4 separate regions of the Homo sapiens genome follow, and regions 1, 3 and 4 are each linked to region 2. A link is a loop called in an ENCODE intact Hi-C map of the cell type or tissue named here. Cell type or tissue: Calu3. All regions are shown on one strand. Region 1 overlaps HHLA2 (HHLA2 member of B7 family). Region 2 has its middle 55 kb from the start of LINC00636. Region 3 overlaps CD47 (CD47 molecule). Region 4 overlaps IFT57 (intraflagellar transport 57).

Region 1 (8,000 bases), 370 kb after region 2:
TACATTTCTAATTCCTGTTCACTCTTGTGCTTTTAGTGTTGCATGCTCTGACATAGTTCTGCAAGCTGTCTTTGAAAAGCTTTTTACCTCTTCTTTTTACTGTACTTTTGTCTTCCCTGTGAATTCCAGAGACGTGACTGCAGAAATAGATGACTGAATACTAAGTATGTATAGGTTCTATTTTCCCACTTTTATTTACGTTTCTGAGGATTCCAAACACGTTTGTTGTTCTTGAGGCATTTCTTCTAGAGTTATCTTCTTACAGTCTTTTTTATTAAGGTAACTCCAGTTCAATTCTTACCCCTTAGTTCCTCCCCACCCCACCACAATTTTCCTCCCCTGCCCCCAATTATTTCAATTGTCCTTGTCTCTTATATTCCTATTTTCTTCCGTAGGCTAATTTGAGAGACTGCATTGTTTCTCTTTCCCTTTTGGAAGTTGAGGGTGGCCCGTGGTAGTTTTAATCTGCTTGGCAAATTCTTGTAATCTTTTCTCATAAGGATTCTACCCCTTTCTCCCTCAACTCAAGCAGCCTCAAGGTCATCTTGCCTCCTCCTTTCTTCTTGGAACCAAGCAGCATGCTTTACTTTTCACTTCTTCCTGCTTGCTACCTTAACTCCTCTATTGTTTCTCTTCTGCTTCTAAATTGGTTTCATCCGAGTGACTCGAGTGACTCGCATTTACCAAGTATTGCCTATGAGCTCTGTGGTTTGTGTGCTGCCTGTACAATATAAAAGGTAATCCACATAACTGAGCTGAGGTAGTGGGTTGATATTCTCATTTTAGAAGAAAGTTGAGATATGCTATAGTTTAGGAAATAAGACAAGTAATCTAGATTTGATTTCTGTGTTGCTATTTATATTAGTAATCTAATTCACACAAGAATGTATACTTGTGAGTTACATAGATCTGATTTTTATAGTAGGGAAATGAATATTAACATGAAGATTAAACAGTCTGACTTTAAAATGGTATATAAATGAGTTTGAAAGAGAAAATACCTGATTTCATTTTCTGTTCTGTTGTAGTAGGAGGGTTAGTCTTTCGATAACAGGTCTGAAATAGCATGATACCTGGAAACCATGATTACTGGAAACTGTAAATATTTTACCATCCAGGGTTCAACCTCCTACCCCTTATTCTCCTGACAGTACGCTGAGACAAACATTTTATTAACTAACATCTCTCTCAACATTTTCCCCTGCTAATTGCATTTTGATTGGTTCAAATTCCGTGTGGGGATTCCTTGATTCTGACAGTACAAGACATTCAGTTCTCTTCAAGTCATGTAATCGACTTTTTTGAATTAGTTTTCAGTTTCATTTTGTTTTCCCTAATTCAAGTTGGGAACACTTCATTTTCCCCAATTCAAGTTGGGAACACTTCCTTGGTATTTCCTTGCTACATGGACTTTAGCAAATGCTACTTTACTCTCCTTCCAGCTACTCAGGAGGCTGAGGCAGGAGAATCGCTTGAACCCGGGAGGCGGAGGTTACAGTGAGCCTTTTCCTAGTTTTACTGTTGGAAGCCTAACTCACAGGAGAGATTATGCAATACAGTCCTGAAGTCAAGGGAGGAGAGGTAGGAAGGGAGAGGGGAAAAGAAGTTCCTTGAGGGCATTTACTAGAAATGCCTCCTGGTGCTGCCTTTTCTGTTCTGGGCTAGCTGTCTCCTTGAAAACAGCACACACTAATAGGAAATTTAAAAAAAATCCTGGACTCGGTATGCTCTGTTGTCTTTTGTGGAGAAGTCAAAGCACCTTCTTTTTCTTCTCCACCCATGCCCCATCTCTTTGTTGCTTGTTTAGGCAAAAAAGTAAAATATTTCTTCCCCTTATTTGGCATTCAACTGCTTAATTCAGTTATGTCTTGGTTCTGAGTTTTCTGTATCAACTTTTCCTACAATGTGGAAACTTTAGATCAACAGATTCAATTCTGTCTTCATTTTAGAAAAGTTTTCTTACATTGTATTTATGTATCAACTCCTTGATTTGATGAGTTCTTGACTTCAGGGGCCAATATCAATTATCCTAATACTGTGTCATTTATGTGCTATAATGTAACCTCATCTAATTGCATTCAATTTATGTTCTATAGCTCAACCTCATCTAGTGCATTCATCTCTTTCATCTGAATTCATGAAGATATCACAAATCTTCCTCTACTTTGGCTTTCAGTGATATCACTTCTGTACTTTGCTAGCTCTACATTCTTATTAGTTATCTCTAGAAATTTTAGTCCATATTTTGTTTCCTCATATCTACAATCCTCTTCTCATCCTATCATTTTGTTTAGCTTGTTTTTGAGTACTTGTTTTGTTGTGTACATATGCTGGTCATTAATTTCTAATATAAAACATATAATTATTTTGTATATTTTTTTCTAGAGGGTATAGACCTAATTTAAGTGAAGTTTTCCTTTCTGTTCTTTGAACTGTTTTATTCCAGGTTGGGCTTTATTTTTTGGTCACTTGCATGCCATTCCTGTACCCCACCTATTTTGGATTATAGTGTATATTATGTAGCATGTCAGTTTTTTATTTTGCCCAGTTAGTGGCCAGGTAATTAAATCAGTTCTGACATAGTAGGTACGTGATGGGCTCTTGATTTTTTTTTCTCATTTTGTCTGAGACCTATAATCCATTATTGCAACCACCATCGCCACCACCTCACAGCAGGTGACTCTGGTGGTTGGGTATTTTGTGTTCTCTCATTTGCTTAGGCTGAGTTATTGGCAGGGGTGGAAATAAACTTTTTGTTAGATAATTGAACTGACTCTCATTTTTGGACCTACTGAATATCACATTCCAATGTTTATATCATTTAGTTGGTGGTGTGTATACGCGTGTGTAGTGTTCTAAAGGGGAATGCACTGGCGTTTTGAGTGGCTTCTCTCTGTTCAATGTATCATTGTATAAGCTATGCTCCCATTGTCATGTCAACGCCATTGTTTATGTTCCCATTTGTTTCCTACTCCTTCCCAGTCAAGAAAGAAAGAAGAAAGATTTCTCTCCAAATTTAGGCATTGTGTTACTTTCCTCAGGCTCCTTTAACAAACTACCACAAATATGGTGGCTTAAATTAAGAAAAACATATCCTCTCAGTTCTGAAGGCTAGAAGTCCAAAATCAAGGTGTTGGCAGGCCCACACTTCTGAAGATTCTAGGGGAGAATCCTTCCTTGTTCTGCCAACTTCTGGCGACTCCTGGTGTTCCTTGTCTTGTGTCAATATAAGTTCAGTCTCTGCCACCGTCTGTGTCTCCTTTCATACCTCTCATAGGACTTAAGACACAGCCTAATCCAGTATGATTTCATATCAGTCTTCACCTTAATTACATCTACAAAGACCTATTTTCAAATAAGCTCCCATTCTGAGGTTCTAGGTGGATGTGAAATTTTGAAGAACAACCAGTCGATCCACTACAAATATATTAGAAAGGACTTTCAGGGCTTCAGCAACACACCACAAATCTACTGTGTCTGAGAGTGGGCTTCACCTCCCTACTAATGGTCTGTTCTGCAGATCGCTAATCTCTCTAGATCTGGTAAATTGCTCCTTCAGCCCAGGATGTTAGGGTACTTGTCCATGTTGCTAGTCTTGGGGGTACAGCATCATTCTTGTTAGTTTCACTTAACCCTGCCTGCAGCTGTATAAATAGTCACATTAGTAAACTATTGATGATTACCACAATATGTTGTCATATTTGCTGCCTGAGTAGGATTACTGGTTGACTTTGCATCCTTGCCTTATAATTGATTTTTACAGGGACTATTTCTAATGTTTCCCCATTGAAGATTCTGTCTGTTTTTATAGGGTTTTCAGACATATTCTTTGTCACATTAAAACCTTTTACTCATCAATGAGGAATTTGCAATTACTTTGTACATTATCTATTTTTTTCTGCATGGATTCAGATGATTGGTTTTTCAACTCTAATCTGCTTAATATGCTTTTAGCCTGGGTTTTCTAGAAAACAGAACCTGAGCAAGGATTAAAATGCTGATGCTTTATTTGGGAGGTTAAAAACTCAGGGCTGTGAGAGAGAAGGAAAGCGGAAGCAAGGCAAGGGAAGATGGGCAGCTTTGTAAACGGACAGATTACCATGCTGGCTACTGCTTCACGAGTAGTCAGAAAGACCCAGCAATTCTCTTGGTCGTAGCATTCATCAGTGTGAAGGACTTTTCTGAATGGGAATGTAGAAAACCGTGCCTCAAAGTCCTCCACGGGAGGAAAGAAGATGGGGGGATTCATCTGCCCAGATCTAGTCGTTCCTGTTGGTTAAAATTTACCTCACAGGAAATAAGCAGTTCCATATATCCCAATGTCATCATCTAGTCCCTTTAATAGCAGCTCAGAGTGCTGAGTCCCATGCCCTGCTGTATAGAGTTCCATTCCATTCCAGAAGTATCAGGAGGAACCAGACACTCCAGGTACATGCCTGGTTGGCTCAGCTCTGGGTGGTGGCCAAGGAGGAAGGCTTGGCACTCTCAGGGCAAATGACTCAACAGAGCCTCACAGTGACAGTTAAGGTCAGTGACACATTTGAGCCAAGGAAATCTGAGGCACACAGACTTTGGTCTGATACATGTGATAAATCACATTTATAAATCTTCTAATGGTAAATCTTCTTTGGATTCCTGGAGAAAACCCAACTTGGTCACTGTGGCAGCCATGAAAATGTGGGCTCACATCTGCTGTGGGGAGTGTGGGTGATTGCAGCCCCAGGTGCTGCTGTCTGGATCATCACCACCTTTGTGTCATGGCCATGACTGATCTCAGCTGATGCTCCACTGATTATTCATTCCCTCAGTGATTGAGCACAGTGGCAAGGCTAACAAGGGAATCCTCTAATGGATGACTTTGGTGCAAGGGTTCCCCAGTCATCTAACAAAACTTTCTTAGAACTGCTGCAAGCCTGACGTTCCTTTCACTCCATTTCCACCCTTCCTCTCTCCTTTAACATCACAGTTGGAAAGTTCTCCTCACTTCTGCTTTCCCCCTTTATCCTTCACAGGAATTTTCCTCACTAGCATCCCTTGAACATCGTGTCCCATCTTAGTGTCTGCTTCTTGTAGAACGTGATTAGCACAGTCATAATACATTATCTGTTTTAATATTGTTAGATTTGGTTTACAACATTTTGTCCAGATTTTCATATCTCTTTTCCTGAGTGAAATAGATTATCTTCTGTCCTCATACAGTCTTTTCCTGGGTTTAAATAATGCTGTCCTTGAAGTTTGGTAGAATTTGTCTGGAAAACCATCTGGGCCTGCTCGAGCTCTCCCTCTCTCTCCCTCTGTGCGTGTGTGTGAAGGTTTTAAACTGCTATCCAATTTCTTTAATAATTATAGGACTCTTTAAGATTTCTATTTTGTGTGTATGTCAGTTAAGGAAAGATTCTCAGAAAACTGTTTTTAAATCCACTGGCAGAATGTTGCTGATACTATTATCTTTTCACATCTCTGCTTTATCTGTAGTTAGGCCAACTTTTTTAACATACTACATTTTCTCACTTCATTTTGCCAGAAGTTTGTCTATTGTCAATTTGTAGTCTTGTTAATCAATTTTTGACTTCAACCTTTTCCATTGTATATATATATATTTTTCTATTTTATTTCCACTGTTATATTTTCCTGCTACTTTTTTGAATTTTTCTTTTTTTGAGACAGAGTCTCGCTCTGTCACACAGGCTGGAGTGCAATGGCACGATCTCGGCTCACTGTAACCTCCACCTCCCAGGTTCAAGCAATTCTCCTGCCTCAGGCTCCCAAGTATCTGGGATTACAGGCATCCGCCACCATGCCTGGCTAACTTTTGTGTTTTTAGTAAAGACAGGGTTTCACCACGTTGGCCAGGCTGGTCTTGAACTCCTGACCTCAGGTGACCTCAGGTGAGCCACTGTGCCCAGCCCTTTTTAAAAAAAATTTTCTAACTTAGATTTTATACTCATTTAATATCTGCTTACCTTTATTCCTTTTTAATACAAATGTTTGATTAAATTCTCCTTAAAACTGCTTTTATTGTATTCTACCTCTTTGTATATGTTGTGCTTTTTCATTTGGTTCTGAGTAATAACCATTTTTATGTTAGAATAATTTTAGAGTTACAGAAAAGTTATGAAGATATTATAAGAGTTCTTGTTGGCCAGGCGTGGTGGCTCACGGCTGTAATCTCAGTAATTTGGGAGGCCGAGGCGGGTGGATCATGAGGTAAGGAGTTCGAGACCAGCCTGGCCAACATGGTGAAACCCCATCTCTACTAAAAATACAAAAATTAGCCAGGCCTGGTGGCAGGTGCCTGTAATCCCAGCTACTCGGGAGGCTGAGGCAGGAGAATCACTTGAAACAAGAAGACGGAGGTTGCAGTCAGCCAAGATCACGCCACTGCACTTCAGTCTGGGCAATAAGAGTGAAACTCTGTCTCAAAAAAAAAAAAAAGAGTTCTTGTTAACTTTTGCCCAGCTTCCACTTTGTTAACATTGTATATACATGGTTCATTTGTCAAAACTTAAGAAATTATCATGGTACAATACTACTAACTAAACTACAGATTCTATTTGAAGGTCACCAGTTTTCCCAGTAACTTCCTTTTTCTGTTTCAGGATCCAATCCAGAATACCACAATGCATTTAGTAATTAGGTCTTTTTTTTTATTTTCAATTTTAATTTTTGTGGGTACATAACAGGTATATATATGTATGAGATACATGAAATGTTTTAATACATGCATGCAATGTAAAATAAGGACATCATGGAGAATGGGGTATCCATCCTATTAAGCATTTGTCCTTTGAATTACAAATAATTCAATTACACTCTTAAAATTATTTTAAAATGTGCAATTATGTTATTGATTATAGTCACTCTGTTGTGCTACCACATAATAGGTCTTATTGATTCTTTCTAACTATTTTTTGTACCCATTAACCATCCCCACCTTCCCCGCAACCACCACTACCCTTCCCAGCCTCTGGTAACAAACCTACTCTCCAGGCCCATGAGTTTAATGGTTTTGATTTTTAGATCCAACAAACGAGTGAGAACATGTGACGTTTGTCTTTCTGTGCCTGGCTTATTTCACTTAACATAATAATCTCCAGCTCCATCCATGTCGTTGCAACTAATTGGATCTCATTCTTTTTTATGGCTGAATAGTTACTCCATTGTATATATGTACCACATTTTCTTTTATCCATTTATCTGTTGATGGACACTTACGTTGCTTCCAAATCTTAGCTATTATGAGCAGTGCTGTAACAAACATAGCAGTGCAAATATCTCTTTGATATACTGATTTCCTTTCTCTTGGGTATATACCCAGCAGTGGGATTGCTGGATCATACAGTAGTTCAATTTTTAGTTTTTTAGGAACCTCCAAACTTTTCTTCATACTGTTGTACTAATTTAGATTCCCACCAACAAGGTATGAGCATTCCCTTTTCTCCACATCCTTGCCAGCATTTGTTATTGCCTGTCTTTTGGATAGAAGCCATTTTAACGGGGGTGAGATGATATCTCATTATAGTTTTGATTTGCATTTCTCTGATCAGTGATGTTGAGCACCTTTTCGTATGCCTGTTTGCCATTTGTACATCTTCTGAGATATGTCTATTCAAATCTTTTGCCCATTTTTTTAAATTGGATTATTAGATTTTTTCCTATAGAGTTATTTGAGCTCCTTATATAGTCTGGTGATGAATCCCTTGTCAGAGGGGTAGTTTGCAAATATTTTCTCCCATTCTGTGGGTTGTCTCTTCACTTTGTTGATTGTTTCCTTTGCTATGCGGAAGCTTTTTAACTTGATGTGATCCCATTTGTCCATTTTTGCTTTGGTTGCCTGTGCTTGTGGGGTATTGCTCAAGAAATTTTTCCCCAGACCAATGTCCTAGAGATTTTCCCCAGTGTTTCTTGTAACCGTTTCATGGTTTGAGGTCTTAGATTTAAGTCTTTAATCCACTTTTATTTGATTTTTGTATATGGCAAGAGGTAGGGTTCTAGTTTCA
Region 2 (8,000 bases):
TTAAATATGCTATGTCCCACATGCTATTAAATTCATGCAATAAGTTCCTAAGTTTAGATATTATATTTTCCAAATTCCATAATAACCATATGGCTTTCTTAGCCATTTTTATTCTCTTTGAAACTCTTAACCTTTAATACATACCTAGTTCCTTTGTATCCATTAACATAATAATCTTTATTATTTTAAAGTCATTTTCTGCTAATTTTTATATTTGTGAGTCTGCTTCTATTGTTTGATTTTTTTCTCTTGATTATAAATCATACCTTCAATTTTCTTTTCATGTTAGTAATTTTTAGTTATCTTACAGATATTGGGTATTAAAAATAACCCCAAACAAAACAAAATAATGACAACAACAAAACAAAATGTTCAGATGAAATGTCTACCAGCAAGGGTTCCTCCTATCCTCTGATGGGCAGACAGGCAGAGATTGTGCTGGATAGGAGGTTGAGTTGCAATTTTTAGCAAATCCCAGCTCACCTTTTATTTGTCCCTGATTTTTGCAGAGGTCAATTTTGGGCTTTTGATGAGAAGCCTAGCAGCTACCTGTCTCCACAGTTCTAAATAGTTTGCTCTTCAGAGGTTTAGAGGCTGTATCTTAGATATCCATGCCACAAAGGTTCAAATCTGGCAAATGGTTTATGAGGAAAAATTGTTGGACATTTATTGTAAACCCGTATTTCTAACAAGATGTTGTTTCTCAAGCACTGCAGACTACAGCAGATTTTATTTTCTCTTTCTGGTTCTGCCCCTTTAAGACTTCCCCACCATTCCAAAACATATGGAAATGAGCCTTGCATTTTGCACTCTTCTATTTTCCCATCTATTATGCCAATCCCATTCATTCACCAAAACTTCTGCTGATTTTTCTTTTACCCAGTAAAGTCCTTCTCTTTGGCCGAAATCTCATCTTCAGCCTTTACCTGCAATGAACAAATGCTCCTTGGGAAGCAAACAGCTGGTGATTATAAGCTCATGTAGGAACTTGAGTTTATCTAGTTCCTGTTGCTTCCAACAAGATAGTGTCTTTAATGACGCTTTCAGTTTACCTGTTTTTTTTTTCTTATTGCAACAGTGTGTGTGTTAGCCTGCTGTGACCATCTACTTCTTTTTTTTTAAATTAAAAAAATTTTTTTTTGTATTTTTAGTAGAGATGGGGTTTCACCATGTTAGCCAGGATGGTCTCCATCTCCTGACCTCGTGATCTGCCCGCCTCAGCCTCCCAAAGTGCTGGGATTATAGGCTTCAGCCACCGGGCCCAGCCCATCTACTTCTTATCTAGAAATGAAAGTCCCTCTCAGATGTATAAGGGGGCAGAAATTTTGGAGCTTGAACGGACTTTGGCATGTGCTCAGAATTGTAAAGTGATGTATTCAAGACAAAAAACAAACAAACAAATCCAAAAAAACGATAAAGCTAGAAATTGGACCTGAGGTAAACTTGAGGGAGGTCTTCTGATCCCATCTATTATTCAAGAGGACAGGGAGCAGAGAAAGAGAGGAAGAGAGAAGATATTGTGGAAGGCTCTACCTGAAACAGAGAGCAATTCTGAAGTTTTTGCTCCAATTCTGGAATTCAGAAGTGACCTACCCTCAGAAACACTGGAAAACACACTTAGGTCTTTTGAGCCAATTATTACATCTAACATTTGCCTATTATTATTGTTGTTGTTGTTCTACCTGGTTTGAAAACAGGATTTAAAATAATTTGCCAATGATGAGAGCTCCTCTGGGGAAGGTTACAGATGAGGCAAATAGGATGATAATATAGAGGGTAAGAAAGGCTGTTATTAGAAAGCTGAGAATATTACTTTTGGCAGGGGTACATTGGTAGTTGAAGGAATTTCAGGACTAGGTGATGTGGGCTCATGAATTACTCCACTCAACAGAGCAAATGAGACAAGACTGGGTTCCTGTCCTTTGAAAACATAAAAAGGAAATGTTTCGATCCTTTTCTACAGGGAAAGTTGATCACTGTCACTTTTCCCCCCTCTATGATTGTTGAGCTAGTCCAGAGTGCCAAAGTAAGGGAAGAAAAAGTACAAGATTAATGACGAGATGGGATTCTGGAACTGAGAGCAGAGAGACCCATCCCTTCCCGAGATGCTCCTCACCCTTCCACTCACACGCTGAGCTACTGAAGCCAAACTTCACCTCTTATATGGGGAAGGAAAAACATTTGAATTTGCAGAAAGTCAAAGTCATGAGAAGATAAAAGAAATGTGATTAAAAATAAATGTGATTTTTATGTTTTATCTTTAATGTGGCAGTAGTATATTTATTTAAGTTTTGTGGTATTTTGTCCTGCTCTTGATTGAAATTGTATGTCTCTAGTCAAGCCTAAAAAAGAGGTTGCTAAGCAATTTAACAATGTAAACAAGTAAGAGGGGGAGAAATGTTCAGGATCAACGGGAAGCAGTGTGTTTTTATTTTCTTAGAAGAACAAACTGAACAAACTGTATTTAAGAATATTATCACACTATTGTCTACATGCAAATGTGTGCTGCTATTTGTAAACGAATCACATCCCTTTATTAAGGAAGGATGTCTATTTGTCATCTTTGCAGCAATTCCAGTAATAAAAAAATGCCCATTTCTTTAAAATTATGCGCTATTGATGGCAGCTAACATTTCTGGAGTACTTATTATGAACCAGGATGCTAAACAAGGATCACTTCATACAAGCTATTGCATTTAATCTTCACAATTGTTTTATGAGGTAATTACTAATATTATCCTCCTTTTTAACACGTAAGAAAATGGAGACTTAGCAAGGTTAAGTAACTTGCCCAAGGACATATAATAAAGGGCAGAGCCCAGTTCAATTTGATTCAAAAGCCTATGTGCTAATCATTTTGCAATAATCAGAATGGTCTTTCAATAGCTGCAAACCTGTGGTGCAAAACTTTCCATTGGAATGATGGCCAATCCAGTGGCTTGGTTTCTAAACAACTCCATTCCTCCTTTCTGTTCTACTCAGCCAATCACCTTGATGACCACTCTTCTCTCTCAGTCCACAGTGGTCAAGTTGTGTTGCCTAAAGCATGAAAAAGGGAAATGAACAGTATGAGAAAGCAAGATTGACTTGGTATCTTCTTATTGCTACCCTCTTGCTGGGTCCCAGCATATCACCTTACTAATTGTATAGCCTATGGCAATAAACTTTATAATTCTCACCTCTGAAATTAGGATTATATTACCAATCTTGCAAAATTGCTATAGGAAAATGAAATACTGCATGAAAAGTGCCTAATTCAATGCAGACACATGATAATGTTTGTCATATATGAGTTTTCTTCCCCTTCCTAATTCTATCTTTAATGCATCCTTATGCTATATCTTTCTTCAAAGTCAGAACCTTGTCTAGGAGATTTTTAAGCACTGTGTTGTTATCTAGACTTTGCATATAACTCACAGAAGATTGTGAGATGACTAATGTGAAGACATCTTTGGACAAGCAATTATCAACTTCCTACCTGATATATTCTCATAATGTGAATACTTGCTTTAAAAGTACTTCTCCAAGGTGTGTATGTGTCACATTTTCTTAATCCAGTCTATCATTGATGGACATTTGGGTTGGTTCCAAGTCTTTGCTATTGTGAATAGTGCTGCAATAAATATATGTCATGGAATACTATGCAGCCATAAAAAAGGATGAGTTCATGTCCTTGATAGGGACATGGATGAAGCTGGAAACCATCATTCTCAGCAAACTATCGCAAGGACAAAAAACCAAACACCACATGTTCTCACTCATAGGTGGGAATTGAACAATGAGAACACATGGACACAGGAAGGGGAACATCACACACCAGGGCCTGTCGTGGGGTGGGGGGAGGGGGGAGGGATAGCATTAGGAGATATACCTAATGTAAAAGTTAATGGGTGCAGCACACCAACATGGCACATGTATACATATGTAACAAACCTGCACGTTGTGCACATGTACCCTAGAACTTAAAGTATAATAAAATAAATAAAATCAATACATAAAATTAAAAAAATAAAAGTACTTCTCCACTTTAAACACTACTCAATTATCTATTGGCATAAAGATTGCCCGCCCTCTACTCCACACCACAACAAATAAATCCCATGATAACATACCCAAGAAGCAGAATTCAGGATCCCTTCTCTTCATTTGGAGTCTTCTGGAGTTGAACAGCTCTTGAGTAGGGGGCACTTTTTTGCTGTAATAAATTTGTCTTTGTGACAAACTGAAGCCACTGGCCTCCAGGTGGAGCTGCATGAAAGAAAGAGAGAAGTGAAAAGAGGGAAAAATAGGTTGGTGTTCCAGAGAAGTAGATAGCCTGAGAAAGACTCAATAAAACCAAGATGGTACATGGTCCTCAGGGGATTTTCTAGGAAAAGAAGTGACATGCAAACTGATTCAGCCAGTTTAATTCCACAAGAATTTGAAGAGACTGCCAATGTGCTCAGCCAGCCCCAGTGTCTGATGCAAGAAAAATGAGACATGGTCCCCAGGAAGCTGGCAGTCTTTGGGAGTGGCAGCACATAGGCATGGAAGAAGAACATCAGGAGACCATGTGTAATTCAATGGTAAAACGGTCATGCAGCTTAGGACATGGTTTCAGAGGTGAGAGAAAAGCTATTTTGTGTGTGTGTGTGTGTGTGTGTGTGTGTGTGTGTGCGCGCGCTACTACGTTCCAGGCACTAAATTTGATGGGTTACATAAATTATCTCATTTAATTAATCCTAAAAACAAACCTTTGACATGAGCCCATTTTAATGGCAAGGAAATGGAAGCAAAAAGATTAAATAACCTGCCCAGGAGCCAACAGCAAGCGAGCTGTAGGATTAAAAGTTAAACCTGTCTGAATTCAACACCTATGGTCTTGAAAGGCCTGAGCCATTTGCTAGCCATATAACTAAACCCTCCTGACTCTTCTGTGCCTGTTTTTTTAATGGGACAAATGGATATCATATTGCTGTATTTGAATTGTTTGGGGGTAATCCTTTGCTTCTGCCCTCTTCTTCAGCAATATGACCTTCACTTTGGCCCTGATAATTGGACACCTCTTGCTTTAACCATGTGATCCTGCCTCCAAATGGAGGCTGCTGAGACCAAGGTAGGCACTTGACTCAAGGGAGGTGTGGTGGAAGGAGAGAACCATGGCAACTTTGTCTGTCCTGAAGCCTGATGGTTCAGTCAGCTTTTCCTAGATTCTGTGAGACTACGCTATAACTGTACAGTCATCTCCCCAACCCCTATTCTTCTGTTTTCTTGAGCTGAATTGAGCTTCTGTTACCACAACCAACAGATCCCTGACTAGAACAAATACTTTCCATGGAGTTATTGTGAGGAATCCATGAGATAAGGTAAATTAGAAAGGACAAGATCAAGGAGACCATAGCTATTTATCTTAGTGAGTAAAATAGCAATTTGGCCTTTATAATTGGATCCCAAGATTTTCAGTTTATGAAATGTTTCATTACGTCAAAAGCAGGATATGCGCAATTTTCATTTTTACTTTTCCTGCCAGGAGAAATCAAAGTGGCTGATAGTCATGTTAAACTAAAGACGCAGCCCCAAGGTTCTCTGTATTTTGGACAGAGAGGCCCCAGGCTGGTCATCTGGTAACCACTTTAAATTGGGTTTCCACTGGAGCCACACTGTACCCTGAGGACTCTTCCATAGGAGATGTAGATATCCTGACTGAATGATGGACTGCCTGACTGGCTGGCCAGCCATACTGCAATCTTCACCTGTGTGAAGGTTCTGAGAGAAGTGCGCCACTCAGATCCAACAAGCTGTTTGACCAAGGACACTTCTTATTTGATTTGGTTCAATTGCATCGACTGCCCGTGTCACTGAAAATGATCAAAGCAATTGCATATAGACACAGCCTGAGAATACAAAGCTGCTTCTTTAAAACAAAAAAGCAAACAAACTTCACACTGGACATTTTAAGACTGGGTTATTTAGTATCATGGACGCTTTGCCTTTGGGATGTTGATTTAGTAGGTTTGAAAAGATGGCCAGAGACAGCATACTTTTTGCTGGCATCTGATTTGTCACATGGTTCATGTTGCTTTATTTATCATGGACCACAGGGTGCCAAGGCTTTCTTTGCTTCTTGATAATTTCAGTACTTCTCAGGTTAAAGTGGAGCCTTTGGATCTGGCTCTCCTCCCTAACCCCTTCCTTATGCACCGCACATTCTCTTACTTTCTCTGGGGATCACACGGCTTCTTGCATTCTCCAACTGCAGTCAGGCAGCAGAGGAAGCAACATTTTTGTTAGTGAGTTTTTCCCCCGTGGCTGCTTTATTACTTAGACCATGTAAATCTCAGTTGGAGGGTGGCCTTTGTGTGAACCTCATTCTGAATCTCAATTGACTCGTGCAAAGACAGTCCGTATATTTTCCTGCTACTTTTTCACTACTTTCATCTTTCTCAGCTTTTGCGTATTAGGATCAGTTATGGTTTTTTTTTAAATAAAGTATCTTTTGTTGACAGTATTAGAGCTTCCCACTCCAAGACACTGCAGGTTAGGGCTTGCTTCCTGCAGGAGAATTTTGGAAGAGGTTCATGGGAAAGGATCAGATGCCATATAGATACTGTGATGCCTTTAATCCATATGATTTTTTGGGAGAGAATGCTGAATCATGATGGGTGTTTGGTGTCCTTTAATTACCAAAGTTATCAGGAAAAGAAAGTGTACCACAATCTCATACTGATGGATTACATTGCAGGCACTGGAAAGAAATCTTTTTCTAGAACAGCCTTTGTCATGGTGGAGGTGGGGGTAGGGGGCTGGCACTTCCCATTTGCCCATTCTGTGTACTAGAATCTTAGCGGCAAAGGTCAGGTAGGGTTTAGCCAAGTCCGATATCTATCTACAATTATATCTGGATTCGTTAACCTAGGACTTGATGAATTTAACAATAAATGTCCATTAAACCTGTATATGATAAATACATCAAGTATAAAACAATGGCAAACATTTTTCAAGTACTTACCACATGCCAGGCAAGAATTCTATCTCATCTTTTCCTCTAAGCAACTCTACGAGGTCATAATAACAGCTAAGATTTATTCAGCTCTCACTCTGTGCCAGGAACTATTCCAACTGCCATGCATGCCCTTATTTACTTATTTCATTCTCCCAGTAATACTGTGGGTTATTTAGTATCATGTGGTATGGGCACGAGTTTTCAACCCATTTTATAAATAAGGAAACTGAAGTACACGCAGAGAGGTTAGGGAACTTGCCCCAGGTTGTAAAGCTGACAATGAGTGAAGCTGGGATTCACACCCAGCTGTCTGATTTCGAATCCCATGTGATAAATGATAACCATCCCTCAAAAAATACATGGTGAATGTGGACTAGTGAAAAGCTCCAGTTTCTTCTGTGACTAAAGGAGTCATTGCTGCTTATAAATGAGCAGGACTTGTCCACTATCAGATTCTGCTGGTCCTTGTGGCTCCTCCGCTGTTTTGGTGATGGGCAGCCAGTGCTAGAATGGTGGCAGCTCTTTGTGGAACTTTGATGCTATCTGGAGCTTATTCTCCATCTCTGCTATTTCTTAGATTTTGCTTTAAATACATTCTTTGTCTGTTGATTTCTATAGAGATTGGCTCCCGCCAATACTTTCTGCAAAATAACCTGCCTCTAATTGCCCAGAAATGCCTCTCTCTGGGTTTGTTTACATGGCACTGTGACTCTGTCTGCTCAGAACTGTGCCCTCCATGCCCTGTCTGTGTTTCTCTCCTCTATTAGCATTCTCTGCCATATTAAGGCTGTGAAGAGAGCCACATTTCCCTGCCTTTGCTAAAAAGAAACGTTAATATTGGGATTTCAGCTAAAAAGTGAATATTCCATTGGATACCTCTATGATACAATTAAAGAGATTTAACCCCAGTAATAATACCTCCAGAGTGTTCTGGTTTGTTTTAAGCATTTTATACCCACTATCAAGTTGGTTACATAAGACAGAGTTAAGACAGAGTAGGAAAGAGGAATGAGCATGG
Region 3 (8,000 bases), 120 kb after region 2:
GAAAGAAAATGAGATGTTTTGGTCTATCTCTGTGGCAATAGCCTGTATCTTTCTAAAATGTGTACATCACAAATTGGAAGTAATTGGGATCCTTCTCTACTAGGGGGTGCCATGCTTCGTCTCAACCAGTAGCAAAAGGCAACGATCCCCTTGCCCAAATATCACTTGGTTAAGGTAAGCAGCTACTTAGACACAGAATAGTGCATTTTTCCCAGTGGTGAGAATATTATAAAAGTAATATTCATAATTCTTTTTTATTTTTTTTGAGACAGAGTCTCACTCTGTCACCAGGCTGGAGTGCGGTGGCATGATCTCAACTCACTGCAACATCTGCCTTCCGGGTTCAAGCAATTCTCCTGCCTCAGCCTCCCGAGTAGCTGGGACTGCAGATACACACCACCATGCCCAGGTAATTTTTGTATTTTCAGTAGAGACAGGGTTTCAACATGTTGGCCAGGATGGTCTCAATCTCTTGACCTCGTGATCTGCCCGCCTTGGCCTCCCAAGGTGCCGGGATCGCAAGCGTGAGCCACCGCACCCAGCCCATAATTCTTGATGAATAATCAAGAGTAGAGATGCCAAGGAAAGAAAAAAAGAGGAAAAAAACCTAGATTCTTCCTAAGGCATAGACAGGGCATTCTAACTGTTTTGCGGGCCAGATCAAATTATGATCTGGTAAAGGATTAAGAGTGAAATAACCACATACCATTAAGGGGTTCCTCTACAGCTTTCTGAAAAATATTTAAAATATATTTACATAAAAATATAATTTATGTCATGTCATTTTATAGTAAAACTTATATATGCTAATATTTAAATTACGTAGTAAGCAGTAAATCCTACAGTCAAAAAAAAAAGAAAAAACAAAACAACGAAATAAGCCTGTAAATGTTAAAGCAAAGCTTGCCAAGTCGGGTTAATAGTTTAATAATAACTGTATTATTCTCTTAATATTATTTTTCTAAACAGAATTTCCCACTTCACCACTCTCAGCTCAAGAAATTCTAACTTCTAAAAATATGAAAGTGCAAGCATAAATAGCAACAACAGAATAAATAACACAGTGAAGAGGTGGAAGCAAAACAGAATCATCTTTAAGTATCGCAAATTGAACTCAGTAACTGGGAAAGAAAATGTGTTAGGATTCACAGGTCCAGTTAAGTTGCTGGCCTCTTGTGACCAACATAGCTATGGCACCAATCTTTCTAGAATATACCCCTGTGGTAGACACACATACCCGCCCCACCTGCCCTTTAGGCACAATGAGGCTTGTCAGACTTAGAAGCATATGTGACCTCTACCTCCGGCCACAGACAGAAGACTCTCTTTGGCATTCCAGATACATCTATCATCACTCCGTTATAGGAAGCTAAGTACAATATAATCCTTTCCAGAGCTTATGTCCACAACATACCTCTTGGGCCTGTCACTGTGATAAGTCTATGTTTATAAATATGCTTTTCTCTTCATTTATGCCCTCCTAAAATTACTCCTTTCTTGCAATTTCCTCAGATGGCTTAATAAGGTATCTAAGGTACAATGAAACCTTAAGCACAGTTTTAAGGGAAAAAATGTTTATAAAACATTTGTATGGGAGAGGATCGAATCATAACTCCGAACAGATGTTTTCAGCAATATTTACATTTATTTTATAGATTATAATTATCAGTGATGTCAACTTAGTATAGATTTCTCCTCATTTTTAAGCCTGAAATTGTCATTCTGTGTATGCACATCCAATGAATCCAACAGGTGAGGTGATATATTGGAATCAGCTTCCTTCTGATTGCAGAGATAATATAGCCATTATTCCTACTTTCCAGTTTTGGGTGTGAGAAGTCAGTACAATCTTAAGAAATCATTTATTCCATCCCATTGACACTAAAATGACCAAACACAGGTTTTAAAATAGAACTGGACCCATTCATGCAAAGGTCATGCAATGACTTCAACATTCTCTTAATTTGACGTGAGACAAAACAGATAGCAAAATATCTCAATTACCAAGTTCCTCAGTCTAATCCCTCAAATGATCATTCACAATTCATTTAATAAACTTTAACTTACCCTAGGAGGTTGTATAGTCTTCTGATTGGAAGCTGATATAAATAACAAATAAGAATATAAATTTAATAAATGAAATAAACTAAGGCATTTGGTAATGTTTAATTTTAAGATAAAATGTTCAGGGCTAAAACTAAAGGTGCCAGAGATGTTAATGAAAGAGTTCCAGCTCTGACAGTCTATTCAAACATGCTGAATATTCTTGATTATATACACTGATTTGAAAAATGAAGCAAATAACCCATCTACATCAAATAGTAAACACATTCTCTCATTTGTTTATGCCATCTTTCCCCCAAATCAGCCACTTGTTACACTGGCTGGTGGGAAAATGCTGTCACCAACATACCCCCACCATGGGTGCTCCATCCTCCCTCCTCTATCTACCCAGAGTGTAGACAGAATGTGCCAGAATTTGTCCCCACTACTCCATCTCCCTTAGCTCACTGCTCCTGTGTCTTACAAGCTCAGTCTCTTTCTCCACATCACTCCCTGGGTCTTTCCAGTTTCAAAGCTCCAAAGAGCTAACAAACTAAAGAAAATACTCAGATAGCTCTGAGTATTCCTCTATCTATTTCTTCTTAGCTTTCTGAGTTGCCTTTTTCACTGCTTCCAAATGGATTCATTAATGAAGTTGAAGGAATACAGTACATGAGCAAAGTGACGAAAGGGAAAAAGAATACCCTAGTTGGGGAGGGAAGAAGAGATAGCTTCCTTATAAAAAAAACAAATGAGAAGGCTGGCCGTGGTGGCTCATGCCTGTAATCCCAGCACTTTGGGAGGCCAAGGCAAATAGATTGCTTGAGCTCAGGCATTCAAGACCAGCCTGGGCAACATGATGCAACCCTGTCTCTACCAAAAATACAAAAATTAGCTGGCGTGGTGGTGCATGCCTGTGGTGCATGCCTGTAGTCCCAGCTACGTGGAAGGCTGAGGTGGGAGGATCTCCCTCGTCCTGGGAGGCAGAGGCTGCAGCGAGCTGGGGTCGTGCCACTGCACTCCAGCCTGGGCGACAGAGCGAGACTCCATCTCAAAAAATAAAAAAACCCAAAAAAACAAATAAATACAGAATAAGAATCCTACAGATGGAAAAGCGTTGAACAGAAACATGCCATGAACCACTCAGCAGGAGGGGGATCCTACTGAACAGAGAGGCCCATTCCGCTGGGACCTGGGCTGGATGACAGCACTGGATTTTCTCATCAGCAGATGGAGGCACGCCTCCAGGACTGCTCTGTGTTCCTTACTATTTATTTACCACCACTGCACACTCGAATTCTGTCAAGCTTCCAAAGCTGGCAGGGAAAAGGGTGGGTCCTGACCCAAGGAAAGCCAATCTGTGAGCCAGCCAAAAGCTGGTGAGTCTTTCTCAAACAGGAAAAATGGCAACAGACTGGACTGACAAGTTTCTCCCTGCCACTGGACTCTAAGAAGAAACAGAAAAAAACCCAGAAAGTTGGTGATGGGAAGGGAAAGTGAAAAAGAAACAGAAAGGAGACAAGGATGAGTCCAAAGCTGTAGGTAAGAAAAGTTGTCTGTGAGAAGGCATGAATAGGATAAAAAACAGTGGCATAAACAAGAGGGTGAGCTAGCTGGCTAATAGGCAAAGAATCAAAGACAGAGGAACTCAGGAACTATAACTGACAGGGGCATCACCTTACTCTTGCTGCTGAGAGGGCAACACGATGCTTCAGTTCTTTGATATGGAATGGATCCTTCCAATTCCTAGACTACATACTGTCCCACCCCTGTGAGGCCCAGTTATGTATCTGAGCTCATAGGAGTCCAGTTTCTGTTAGTGCCATGGGCGGCTTTAAATAGGCCTCCCTTACTGTGGAGGAACCTGGGGGAGTGACTTGGTCCTTGTATCCAAACAAGAAGCCAACCTCTTTTTAAAGTAGAACAGGGTAAAATGGGTTGGGATGCACTACATTTAGCAGCCTCCCCAATAAACTAAGCAGAAATACAGAGCTTTATTTGGGAACATCAGGATAGTTACATGTATATACAACTGACTTCAATGAAACCATGCCTTATATCTATGTTCTACAAAGAAAAAGAGAACTAAACAACTATCTAAATTTCTGATGGTAATATGGAAGTTCAGAGATAAGGTTTTAGAGTTACATTTTTGAGCTCATAAATGTATTTATCAGAATAAACACTGCCAGGTGTAGTGGCACATGCCTGTAGTCCCAGCTACTTGGGAGGCTGAGGTGGGAGCATTGCTTGAGCCCAGGAGCTCGAGGCCAGCCTGGTCAACATAATGAGACCCTGTCTCTAAAAACAAAACAAAACAAAATAGAATATTGCTAACCGCCAAGTAACTCCTTTTCTTCCCTAATAATGTAGAAAGAATACTTTCTAGTTCTAAATCTCCGATCCAAGGGATGTCACAGTTGGCTGGCCCATTCTGAAAAAAAAAGATTTATGAAGAATGGTACTTCAAAGGGACATCAGTCAGTTGTGATCCCTCTAAATATTATAAAACCAAACAGTGTACAAGTTAATTTCACCTGAGTTAATTCTCTCCAATATGGATATAACCCATGTGACAAAAGAATTATTACGATTTCTGCTGCTACCATGAGCCTAAGACATTGACAGCCATATATATATATTTTTTAACCACAAGCCTTAAGCATTCCATATGAGCATACTTGCAATGCTTCTTGATTTGTTCTTCTCTCCCTGAAACATCTGACTCCATGCCATAAATACATTTCCAGGGTTTAAATTTTTCAGAAACATTTTTTCTATTGATACCAAATTTACCTCTCCTTAAATTGAACAAGAAAATATCTGAATTTGTATCTATACATAGATATAAATTCTACGTATATATTCTGCATCTGCATCATTCTAAAATATCTGGGATGTTGTGGTAAATATGGTACTTACTGCTACCAGATTGATTTGTATCAAAACACTATATGCCCTTATATTGAACTAACTGGTAATGGCTTTAAAAATGAGAAAGTATTGATCCTTATAATTATATAAACGTTCTCTACAAACAACAAGCCCAACTTTAGTGAGTTTGGTTAGGTTCTTGTAATCTTTTCTATGCTTTCACATTAAGTTATTGTGCCCAGTCCTTTTTCTCATCTTATAAAATTAAAATGCTTCCAATAAAAGAAAAAAAATACAACACAGTTTAAAAAGTTAAAAAATAGAAAGTGAAAGTCACTTTCACAGAAAGTTGTAGAAAGTGAAAGGCCTACTCTTTAAAATAGCAAATTAAGGCTACAAATTTAAAGTTGGAAATAATAAAAATTATAAAAGTTAAAAATCTCATAGCGACATTAACTTCTTCTTGAAGAGAAAGCTTGGATTTTTAACTATTTGAGGATTTTATTGCATTTAAATCAAAACACAATCATTAGGCTTTTCTAAAACAGAACACGTGCAATGAGTAAAAATTATTTTGGAGACACTTAAAATTTTAACTTCCTAATATAAACGCTCAAATTTGCAACCTTAATGTTACATAGATTCAGATTTACACAGTCAGATTATATAAGCAAACCATATTAATGTTCCTCCTAGTCTACCATGTTATCTAAAGAGCAACTTTCCTGTACCTTGTCTCTTCTTGCCTTTCAACTGACTGTAGGTGTCCCTCTGAACCCTGGCATCAGACAAGTTGATTTAAAAAGTTAATTTAGGATACTATCAATAAAATTAGGACACTATCAATAAAATTGCACTAAATTTTAAACATATAGCATAAATTTTAGCATATAGTATACTTATATGCTAACCTATGACAAAGAAAAAATAATTTGGGGTACTTGTCAAGATTTAAGTCATTTTAATTTTAATGTCAGAACAGTGACAGGTACAGTACAGTGGTTTCACAGGCTTGGAGGAACGTAAGTGATGGAGAAGGCAGGAGAGTGAAGTTAAGGAGGTGGCAGATAGACAATGCTTAGTTCCACTTGAGACATTGTCACCAGACCTGCTGGCAACTGTACTGAAGATCATTCTATGCTAGATATGGAAGGCATGGGGTGGCATGGGAGTAAAAGGGAGGACAACCCAGATAGTGAGGAAAAAATAAGAGCGTGCTGCCCGTCAGCCAAAGGTATCTCATACTACTTCACCAGAGTTGTATGGATACTGCAAATCACACACTATTCTCAGGCATTTGTGGGGAGCAACAAAACCAGGAGTGTCATCTTCCAGAACCAGACACATGGTGATTGGAAGATGTAACAAAAATAGAATATGCACCAACATTCAAGATGTTCACTGTAGCTACCACATGAATTCCATTCTGCTTTAGATGTCTCCATTGTATTTTATGGCATTATGTGGTATAAAATTAGAAAATTTCATTGAGCAACAACTAAGACTTATGAACTCATATGCTAAGGATACGCAGATTTTAGTTAAGTATTTTAATTATTTATCTAATAAGCATTAATTAAAGAAAGACACAGAATATATGACAGAATTGAATTCAATTAACAATCATCAAGAACCAAAGTTCAGAAATAAAGGTAAAAGTTTTTTGAAACTATTATGTGAGTCATATGAGAAATTATTTGACTATAACAATTCAAGTTTCGTATTAAGTTTTAGAAACACATACAGCAAAGTTTACCTAAAGCAAAGCAGAAACACTATTTTTTTACTCCATTAATTTATAACTTTTGATTATTTTGATAGGTGGTTAAGAGTATGTTTTATTTCATAAAAATATAATTTTTTTAAAAAACGGAAACTAATATAAATTACATTATTGGGAACATCTTGAGCTTAGGTAAGATAACATTAGTTTCAGGCACAATTGAAAATATCTCTCTGTGTACATATATCTCAATAAAAAATAAGAATTTATGCAGAAATGTTACTTGAAAATTGGCAGATTAAATATACAAGTTAGAAACAATGAAGTAAATTCCATACTTACTAATAATTGATTTTAAAAGGAGTAAAAGCCTAAATTTTGAAACTCAATGTTTTCATTATATTGGTTTTAACTAGAACTGTTTTAAAGTCATGCATTAGAGGTCACTGCTCTTTAAATGAACAAAATTGATAGATTGTGAATTTTAATTCCTGTCTGGGGTGTCTATGTCTGCAAGAAAAAGAGCAAGTGACAAACAAACAGGTCTGTGCAGGACAGCTCTATCACAGAAACACTGGAACAATTAAAAATCCTATTCTATTACTTAAAATGGATCCTCAAAGATCTCTCCCCTTTTACTTAGTATAAAAAGGTACACATTCTAATAGATAAAGCCATTTTCCTTTAAACTACTTTGGAAACCAAATTTTCATTAATCCTATATGTCTTCTACCCTCTTTAATTACCCTCAAATCATTCCAATTGTATTTTCTGACTTCTGGTCTTAAACTGGAAGAACCAACTAAAAATCCTATATGTCTTCTACCCTCTTTAATTATCCTCGAATCACTCCAATTGTATTTTCTCATTTTTGGTCCTAAACTGGAAGAACAAACTAAAAAGCATTTTCTAAGTGATATATCTGAAATTATTGGCATAGGTTAATGAAAATAAGATTGACTTACCCACAAATTTCATATAAACTAGTCCAAGTAATTGTGCTAGAGCTAAGATACTCAAACCTGAAATCAGAAGAGGGCCATGCATTGGTATACACGCTGTAAAAACAAATAAAATTCTGTATTAGAAAAGCATATGAAATAACTTACTAAAAAACAGTAATAATCCCAAGTTTTAAGAGAGTTATTCTAACGATCAAAAAACAAAAATTATCCATATATGTTTATTAACTTAACCAGTAAAATGACTCAAAATTATTAGAAGAACAAAGCCCTCCTTTGCATAACACATACCTTATCATATCAAGAAATGGGAACTGGTGTTTCAAGTCTAAGGCTCCAACCAATTTGAGCCCAGTTATTTTAAAAGCTCTTCCACAAATACAGGCATATCAGTTTGG
Region 4 (8,000 bases), 280 kb after region 2:
GTATATGCAGAATGAATGAATATATCTTTGTCTTGACCTTTAAAATCCATCACATTAAAAAACATCTTTTAAACTGATAAGTTTTACAATGGTCTTTTTCCTTCTGTAAATGACAGTCATCTTTTTTTACATATATTAAATAATGTTTATTTACATTGCTGTTAAAAATACATGTTGAAAACCTTAAAAATACAAAGCATAGAAAACAATCATCCATAATTCTCCTACCCATAATTAATGCTAATATATTTATTTTTAACGTATTTTACATAGTTAATGTTATATCAACATAAAATTTGGAATCATCTCAGTTAATTTTATAGCATATAGTATAAGTTACATTCCCATGTCAGTAACTTTGTATTTTTCTTTGTAAACTTTGTAAACATTTTTTGTAGAGACAGGGTCTTGCTCTGTCACCCAGGCTGTAGTGGAGTGGCATGATCACAGCTTACTGCACTTTCAAACTCTTGGGCTCAAGCGATCTTCCCACCTCAGCCTCCTGAGTAGTTAGGACTACAGGCATGCACCACCATGCCTGGCATTTTTTTCTTTTTTGGTAGAGATGAGGACTCACTATAATGCCCAGGTTGGTCTCAAATTCCTGGCCTGAAGCAATCACCATGCCTGGCATTTTTTTCTTTTTTCCTTTTGGTAGAGATGAGGACTCACTCTATTGCCCAGGTTAGTCTCAAACTCCTGGCCTGAAGCAATCCTCCCACCGCCTCCCGAAGAGCTGGGATTACAGGTATAAGCCAGCATGCCCACCCAACAATTTTCAATGGTGATATAGTTTGGATATATGTCCCCTCCTCTGTCTCTGGTCCTTCTCCCCTCCTCTGCTTCTTCTCTGGCCATGTGAGGTGCCTGCTCCCACTTTGTCTTACCATGATTGTAAGCTTCCTGAGGCCCTCACCAGAAGCAGATGCTGGTGCTACACTTCTTGTATGGTCTGCAAAACTGTGAGCCAAAATAAACTTCTTTTCTTTATAACTTACCCAGCGCCTCAAGTATTCCTTTACAGCAACACAAAATGGACTAATACAAATGGCTATATAATACTCTATTCAGATAGCATCTAATCTATTTAATAGTTATTTTTCAGCATTTGCTATTAAAATTATGCATATACTAACTTAAATACTATACTATACTAACCTCAATGCCAAACTTCAATTACTTACTTATTTTAAACTAATTATCTATTGATTTTAAAAATCACCTAAAAATTTTAATTGGTTTATGACAGCAAAATATAGTTGACCCTTGAACAACACGGGTTTGAACTGCATGGGTCCACTTAAATACAAATTTTCTTTCATTTCTGCCACCCCTGAGACAACAAGACCAACCCTTCCTCTTGCTCTTCTTCCTTAGGCTACTCAATATGAAGACAGGGAAGATACTTTTATGATTATCTACTTCCACTTAATAGTATGTATGTTTTCTCTCCCTTATGGCTTGCTTAGTAACATTTTCTTTTCTCTAGCTTACTTTTAGTGTAAGAATACAGTATATAATACATAGACAAAATATGTGTTAACTCTTTATGTTATTGGTAAGGCTTCAAGTCAACAGTAGGCTATTAGTAAAGTTTTTGGGAGTCCAGAGTTATATGTGGATATTCAACTGTGTGGGGGCCGATGCCCATAACCCCCACATTGCTCAAGGGTCAGCTGTATACTATAAAGTTTGTTTTTTCCCCCAACCATTTCTGCTTCAAATCACAAGCACACTTCCTAAAATACCAGGGTCAATCTAATTCTAGTTCTGAGAATTATCTTGAGAAAAAGTTATTTTGTCTCTGTCATCTTTAGCTGCACACTATGGATGGCATGTAAAACATGTAAAAAGTTGTAGATTCTGCCAAACAACTTAAATAATGTTGATCATTTAAAAGCATTAAAAAATTCCTACTCATCCTAATTGTAGATGAATAAAGGAATTCCTTAGAAATGAATGGTATGCGTATAAAGCAGAATTTATTAATCCTAAATTCTTTTGTTCTGTTTTAAATTCTTTATTAGTCACAGTCTATTTAACATCATGAATGGTTAATAAAGTATTTACTCATATAACTAGTGGTATATATTTCCCTGAACAGTTCAAGAACCTCTGCTAAAATTCAGACCTCAATCATTAGAGAATACAAACATTAACTTAACCAAAGGTCTAAATGATGATACTCAGCACTGTATTTAAAAGCTTTTCTTCTTTAGAAACAATGAAATAAAATATATTCCAGATAATGGAAGTCTGGGGGAAATTAAGAGAATGGGAAGTGGCCGAAAGGTGAAAATGAACAGAAAGTTCAGCTACACACATACCACAAATTCTTCATCCACTTTATTTAATGTTAATTCTGCATCATCTTCTGCAACGCTTTCTTCTTCTAATTCTTCTACTGGGTATATTGGCCTAAAATAATAAGATTAAACATGAGGTGATAATTTTAATATTTAGTAAGACAAAAAAATCATAATGCAAATATCATGTCCTCTATGCCAGGTTTTGTCCTTTTTCATTCCGCTTCCATAATCACTGTTAAATGTTTCATGTATTTTTCCTAAAACTTTCTATGTAAAAAGCAAAAGTGTTTATCTCCAAATTTATAAAAAATGAGATGATACTATGCATGGTGTTATCCAACTTAATGCTTCTCACTAATACACCATATTTAAATACATATGTATTTCTCATTATTTTTTACATACAAGCACTGTATTTCATTGAACAATCAATACCATAATTAATGTAATTGGCAGCCTATGACTGAACATAGAGGTTTCTAATTATTTTGCTGGACAATATTGCAAAGATCATCTTTGTACATTTATCATTACACATACCATTTAGAATAAATTTGTTCAAGTGAAATGGCAGGGTAAACAACTTTGTACAGTATTGTTTTGCTATATACTGCCAAAATTGGCTTCCAAAATGTTACCCTAATTTAGACTCCAAACAATACTGAAGGAGAGTAACTCCATCTCCATATATTCACCAATATGATATATAATACAAACTTTAATTTTAGCCAATCAACCAAGTGAAAAAAAATCTCATTCTTGTTTTAACTGCATTTCTTTAGCATGAAAGTGATTGAATATCTTGTCATATTTTAATTGCTTATTTGCACTTCTTTTTAGGTGAAATGTCTATTTATACCATTTACTTTTTGGCTTTTTGTATATTAAGAAAATTAATGTTTTGCCTAACCTCTCAAAAATTGTTCCCCTAGTGTATTACTTATAATCTTGGCTATTCAAGATTGTTATAGTTCTTCTTAGATAGAGTTGGTAACCTTTTCCTGCACAGACCCTAGCTTTAACATCATATATTAGAGGCTTTCTGTCATACCACAACCTCTATACTCCTCTGGTCTTTTAATACTTCTATAGTTTTACTTTTCATATTTACATCTTTGATCAATCTGAAGTTTATTTTAACATAGGTAATAAGAAGGAGTCCAGCTTTCTTCTTATTTCCAAAATCTAATTAGTGATCCTAACATTAAACTTTGAAAAAAATCATTTATTCATCAAGATTAATGACACATTTCCTATATTAAAAGTACTTAAATGTATTTGGGCTTATTTATGAAAACATATTTTTTTTCCTTTTTTTAATCCAGTAACAAAGCTAGAGAGAAAACTTGTATTAAAAACTTGTACCTGGCTGGGTGTGATGGCTCACATCTATAATCCCAGCACTTTGGGAGGCCAAGGCAGGTGGACTGTCTGAGACCAGGAGTTTGAGACCAGCCTGGGCAACATGGTGAAACCCTGTCTTGACAAAAAAAATAAAAAATTAGCTGGGAGTGGTGGTGTGCACCTGTAGTCCCAGCTATGCGGGAGGCTGAGGTGGGAGGATCGCTTGAGCCCGGCAGGCAGAGGTTCACTCCAGCCTGGGCGACAGAGTGAGACCCTGTCTTAAAAACGAAAACCCATGCCTCAATCATGTTAAAAAAATACAAAAATCAACATTTACTAATATGCAAAATACTATGAACTAAATCAATCATCTTAAATAATAAATTTCCTAATTTTTCATTAATTAGAATTCGAAAATATCTCAAAGGCAATGTTCTTCTAGGATTCATTTTGACATTTAGATATATAAAAAATTCATCTATATGTAACGTCTATCTCATTTACATGTTACAGAGCTGACATATTCTCTAATGTTGACTACTTTTCAGCTCCCTCCTTTTATTCCTCATTTAAACATAGTCCTTATAAGTTATCCAAGTCACAGTCTCTTCAATAAATGGTGCTAAAAAACAAAAAAAGAAAAATAAATAGTACTGGGGAAACTGGATATCCACATGCAAAAGAATGAAACTAGACCCTTACCTCTAACCACTTATAAAAACCAACTCAAAATGGATTAAAGACTTAAATATACAATCTGAAACTGAAACTACTAGAGGAAATGTGGAAGAAAACACTTCATGACATTGGTCTGGGCAAGAATTTTTTGGATAAGACCTCAAAAGCACAGGCAACAAAAGCAAAAATAAACAAATGCGATTACATCAAACTTAAGGAAACAATCAAAAGAGTGAAGAGACAACCCACAGAATGGGAGAAAATATTTGCAAACTACCCATCTGACAAGAACTTAACATCCAGTATGTATAAGAAATTCAAGCAACTCAATAGCAAAACAACAACAAAAAAACTAGTCTAATTTTTAAAATGAGCAAAAGATCTTAATAGACATTTCTCAAAAAATACATAGAAACGGCCAACAGATATATGCAAAAATGCTTGACATCACTAATCATCAGGGAAACGCAAATCAAAACCACGATATCATCTCACCCCAGTTAGAATGGCTATTACCCAACCCCTCGCCCCCCAAAATAACAAAGGCTGCTGAGGATATGGAGAAGGGGTAACCCTTGAACACTATTGGTAGGTATGTAAATTATTAGTACAGACACTATAGCGAACACTATGGAGGTGCCTCAAAAAACTAAAAATAGCACTACTCTATTATCCAACAATCCCACTACTGATGATATATCCAAAAGAAATGTAATCGGTATGTTAGAGATATCTGCACTCCCATGTTTATTGCAGCACTATTCACAATACTCAAGATACGGAATCTGCCTAAGTATCCATCAAAGGTTGAATAGAAAATGTGGTATATTTTCACAGTGGAATACCATTCAACCATAAAAGAGAATGCAATTCTGTCATTTGTAGCAACCTGTATAAGCATGGAGGACACTATGTCAAGTGAAATAAGCCAGGCACAGAAAGACAAATATCATAGAAGTAGAGAGTATAATAGTGGTTACCATAGGATGGGAAGGGTAGGGGGAAGGGAGAATAGGGAGAAGTTGGTCAAAGTGGGTGAGTACAAAGTTACAGTTAGGAGGAATAAGTTCTAGTGTTCAATGCACAGCAGGGTGACTACAGTTCACAATATTATATATTAATTAACAATAATATATATTTGAAAATAGCTCATAGAGATTTGGAATTTTCTTGCCACAATAAAATGATAAACGTTTGAAATGATGAATATGTTAATTTCACTAACTTGATCATTGTATATTGTACACATGTATCGAAACATCACATTGTACTCCAAAATTTGCAGTTATGTGCCAATTAAAACTAAAAAATAAATTATCCAACTTACAATACAGAGGCCAGGAATAAGATGTGTTGAGAAACAAAGGAAGTGCAAAATAGAATAGTGGTTGAGATATTACACCATAGCTTCTGGTGAATTTAGAATATATTAGTCTATTAATTTAGCAGTTTTTTAAAATGCTAAATACAGCAGCACATCTCATAACTTATCTTCTCTTGAAATTTAATAAAGTATTATGGACCATGTAGCCATTCTTTATATTGTACTAAATAATAATGTTTGGATTGAAGCATATGAAATTGCCATTTTTTAGTTTAAAAATAGATGAATATGAGTAATTTCATATGGCTCATCCCAATGATAACCTAATTCAAGGAAGTTATTAAACTTAATAGGGAGATTATATCTAAAAGAATATAATTGAATATACATTAAAATGTTATTAACAGGGAATAATATATATATATGTGTGTGTGTGTATATAATCTTTCTACCGAAGTTAGTTCTAATTAAAAAAAAAAAAACACTGCTTACTCGCATTTTACCTGAATAGTGCCTTCTACATTCTAACCTATTAGTAATCCCAAACTGCAAAGCATAAAATTTATGTTTTCTAATTATAATCTCTATAAATTGAGTTTCCAAATGTTCTATTTCATCTATATGCTCAATATCTATTAAACATCTAAGATACACCAAGCATTATGCTAACAGAGTACTTGTGAAGATTTCATGATTTCTAGCAAGAATGTCAGAATAGTAAAGAACAATTTTATACCATAGGATAAATATAATATAATAATAGAAATAAAGCACTGTCAGGTTGGACACAAAAGCAATGAACAATGTCTAGGAGAGTGTCAGGTAGTTTCTTCAGTATTATTCTTGCCCAGTAACTACTAGCAAAGGAGAAAATCCCACTTAAAGTACTGTATTAATTTCCATTTTTCCTTAAATCTGTAGCTATCAGTTCCCTCTGTGTATATACTATGTTTGTGTGTGTGAACATATGTACAAGAGACTTTAAAAAAAAAGTCCAGTATTTACAAAGATATGTAGTCACAGTTAAACCTTTAATAATTACATATTTGAACAGGAAAACGGCATAATAATATGTAACACATTACTTCAGAATTAGTTTTGAAGACGTGAGACATTCTAATTTTGTCTATACTGGCTTTTCTTAATTATCTGTGGCATTTTCAATTTAGAATAGTCAAAAAGAATAATTCTTTTATGTTCAATTGAACAGCTCTGTACCCTCAGAGGCAAATGCTATGCCCATAAAATTACTATCATCAGGGTGGGTAATTTTTACCTTTTCCAGGTGAAACCAATATATTTCAATGCTTCTTCAGCGAAGCAATCAAGAACATAGCATACATGTTCTCCATAACCTGACTTTAATTTTGAAGGAGGAAAATCTGCAGTTCTTCCCTGAAAAACAAAAGAAAAAACAGGGTATTATTTGTTAGTTATACTCCAAATGTCAAATATTTTAAGCAAAGAACTGCTGAATGGATGTATCACTTTTCTTTCAAATGATTTACAATAACTGTAATTACACTGCTTCATACAAATCCATTTCAAGTCTTTGTAACCCATTGATACATAAAAATACTCAAAGACTTTTATTGTTAAAAGTATCAAATTAAAAAGCAATAACATCATAGCAGCAGAACAAATTATTGATCTTATTAGAGTGAAAAGAAACCAGTAAAACTATTTAAACAACTATGTTTAAGGACAGAGTGATTCACTTGTCAAAAATTAATAACATTTGTGCCAAAAATATCTTACTGCCTGCCCAGGAAAAGTCAGAAATGAAAAAGTACAACTGCTGTCATGGTCTTAAGTACAAGTTCCCTTTCAGAATATGAAGTGTTTTGGCTTTGTAGGATTTTTTTTTAATTATCATTTTTTAGATCAAGAATTAACCACCCCAAAATTTACCTCTCAGATATATCAAGATTTTTTTAAAAAAATATTACTTTGGACTAATAAAGAGTATATACTGAACATTTTCAGAAGTGACATTAACATTATAATGTAAACTATTTTAAGGAGGTTTTACCTAAAAATAAATTCATATTTACAGAGGAGTCATCTAAATGGCTAGCATTTGTTATTAAATTACCAGTATTAAAATTCATAACTTGAGAACAAGGAAAAAGAAGGGTCGTTTACACTTACAAATGACCGAAGCTCGGATAGTATGTTAGATATTGTTGCATTAGGGTCATCATATTCTTGAGGCTGCTCAAAGGGACGTCCCGCTTTATTAATCAACCAAGCAGCAAGAGTACAAAACATGTAGAACTGTTCGCCAGGGTTGGTAGGCAGTGCAAAATAGTGTCTGTTTCAAAACAAGGAGGAATGGGGGCGGA

What was found. Peaks named below come from ENCODE experiments on the same cell type or tissue, not always from the same donor. Only the 100,000 strongest peaks of a DNase experiment are listed, where the experiment ranks them.
Region 1: it touches region 2 in a loop (2.8-fold over the local background); 4 of 110 quality-filtered maps call a loop at or near these places.
Region 3: a loop joins it to region 2, with 2.7 times the contacts of the local background. A loop is called at or near these places in 3 of 110 quality-filtered maps.
Region 4: it touches region 2 in a loop (2.8-fold over the local background); 31 of 110 quality-filtered maps call a loop at or near these places.

Annotation. Positions count from the first base shown.
Region 1 is chr3:108,301,214-108,309,213 of GRCh38, forward strand. The region is part of intron 1 of HHLA2 (HHLA2 member of B7 family); the gene reads left to right. Among named protein-coding and RNA genes, the nearest start is that of HHLA2, 8.7 kb to the left of the region's middle. In Calu3, no CTCF peak of the experiment used is centred here; a DNase peak (open chromatin) is centred at 4,458.
Region 2 is chr3:107,933,991-107,941,990 of GRCh38, forward strand. No RefSeq gene overlaps it. Among named protein-coding and RNA genes, the nearest start is that of LINC00636, 55 kb to the left of the region's middle. In Calu3, no CTCF peak of the experiment used is centred here; a DNase peak (open chromatin) is centred at 4,241.
Region 3 is chr3:108,049,872-108,057,871 of GRCh38, forward strand. It overlaps CD47 (CD47 molecule), which reads right to left. Exons shown (of 11, transcript NM_001777.4): 7 at 7,606-7,698; 8 at 2,068-2,099; 9 at 707-731. Among named protein-coding and RNA genes, the nearest start is that of CD47, 37 kb to the right of the region's middle. In Calu3, no CTCF peak of the experiment used is centred here; a DNase peak (open chromatin) is centred at 3,390.
Region 4 is chr3:108,211,604-108,219,603 of GRCh38, forward strand. IFT57 (intraflagellar transport 57) reads right to left here. Exons shown (of 11, transcript NM_018010.4): 2 at 7,807-7,969; 3 at 6,932-7,050; 4 at 2,328-2,418. Among named protein-coding and RNA genes, the nearest start is that of IFT57, 6.8 kb to the right of the region's middle. In Calu3, no CTCF peak of the experiment used is centred here; no DNase peak of the experiment used is centred here.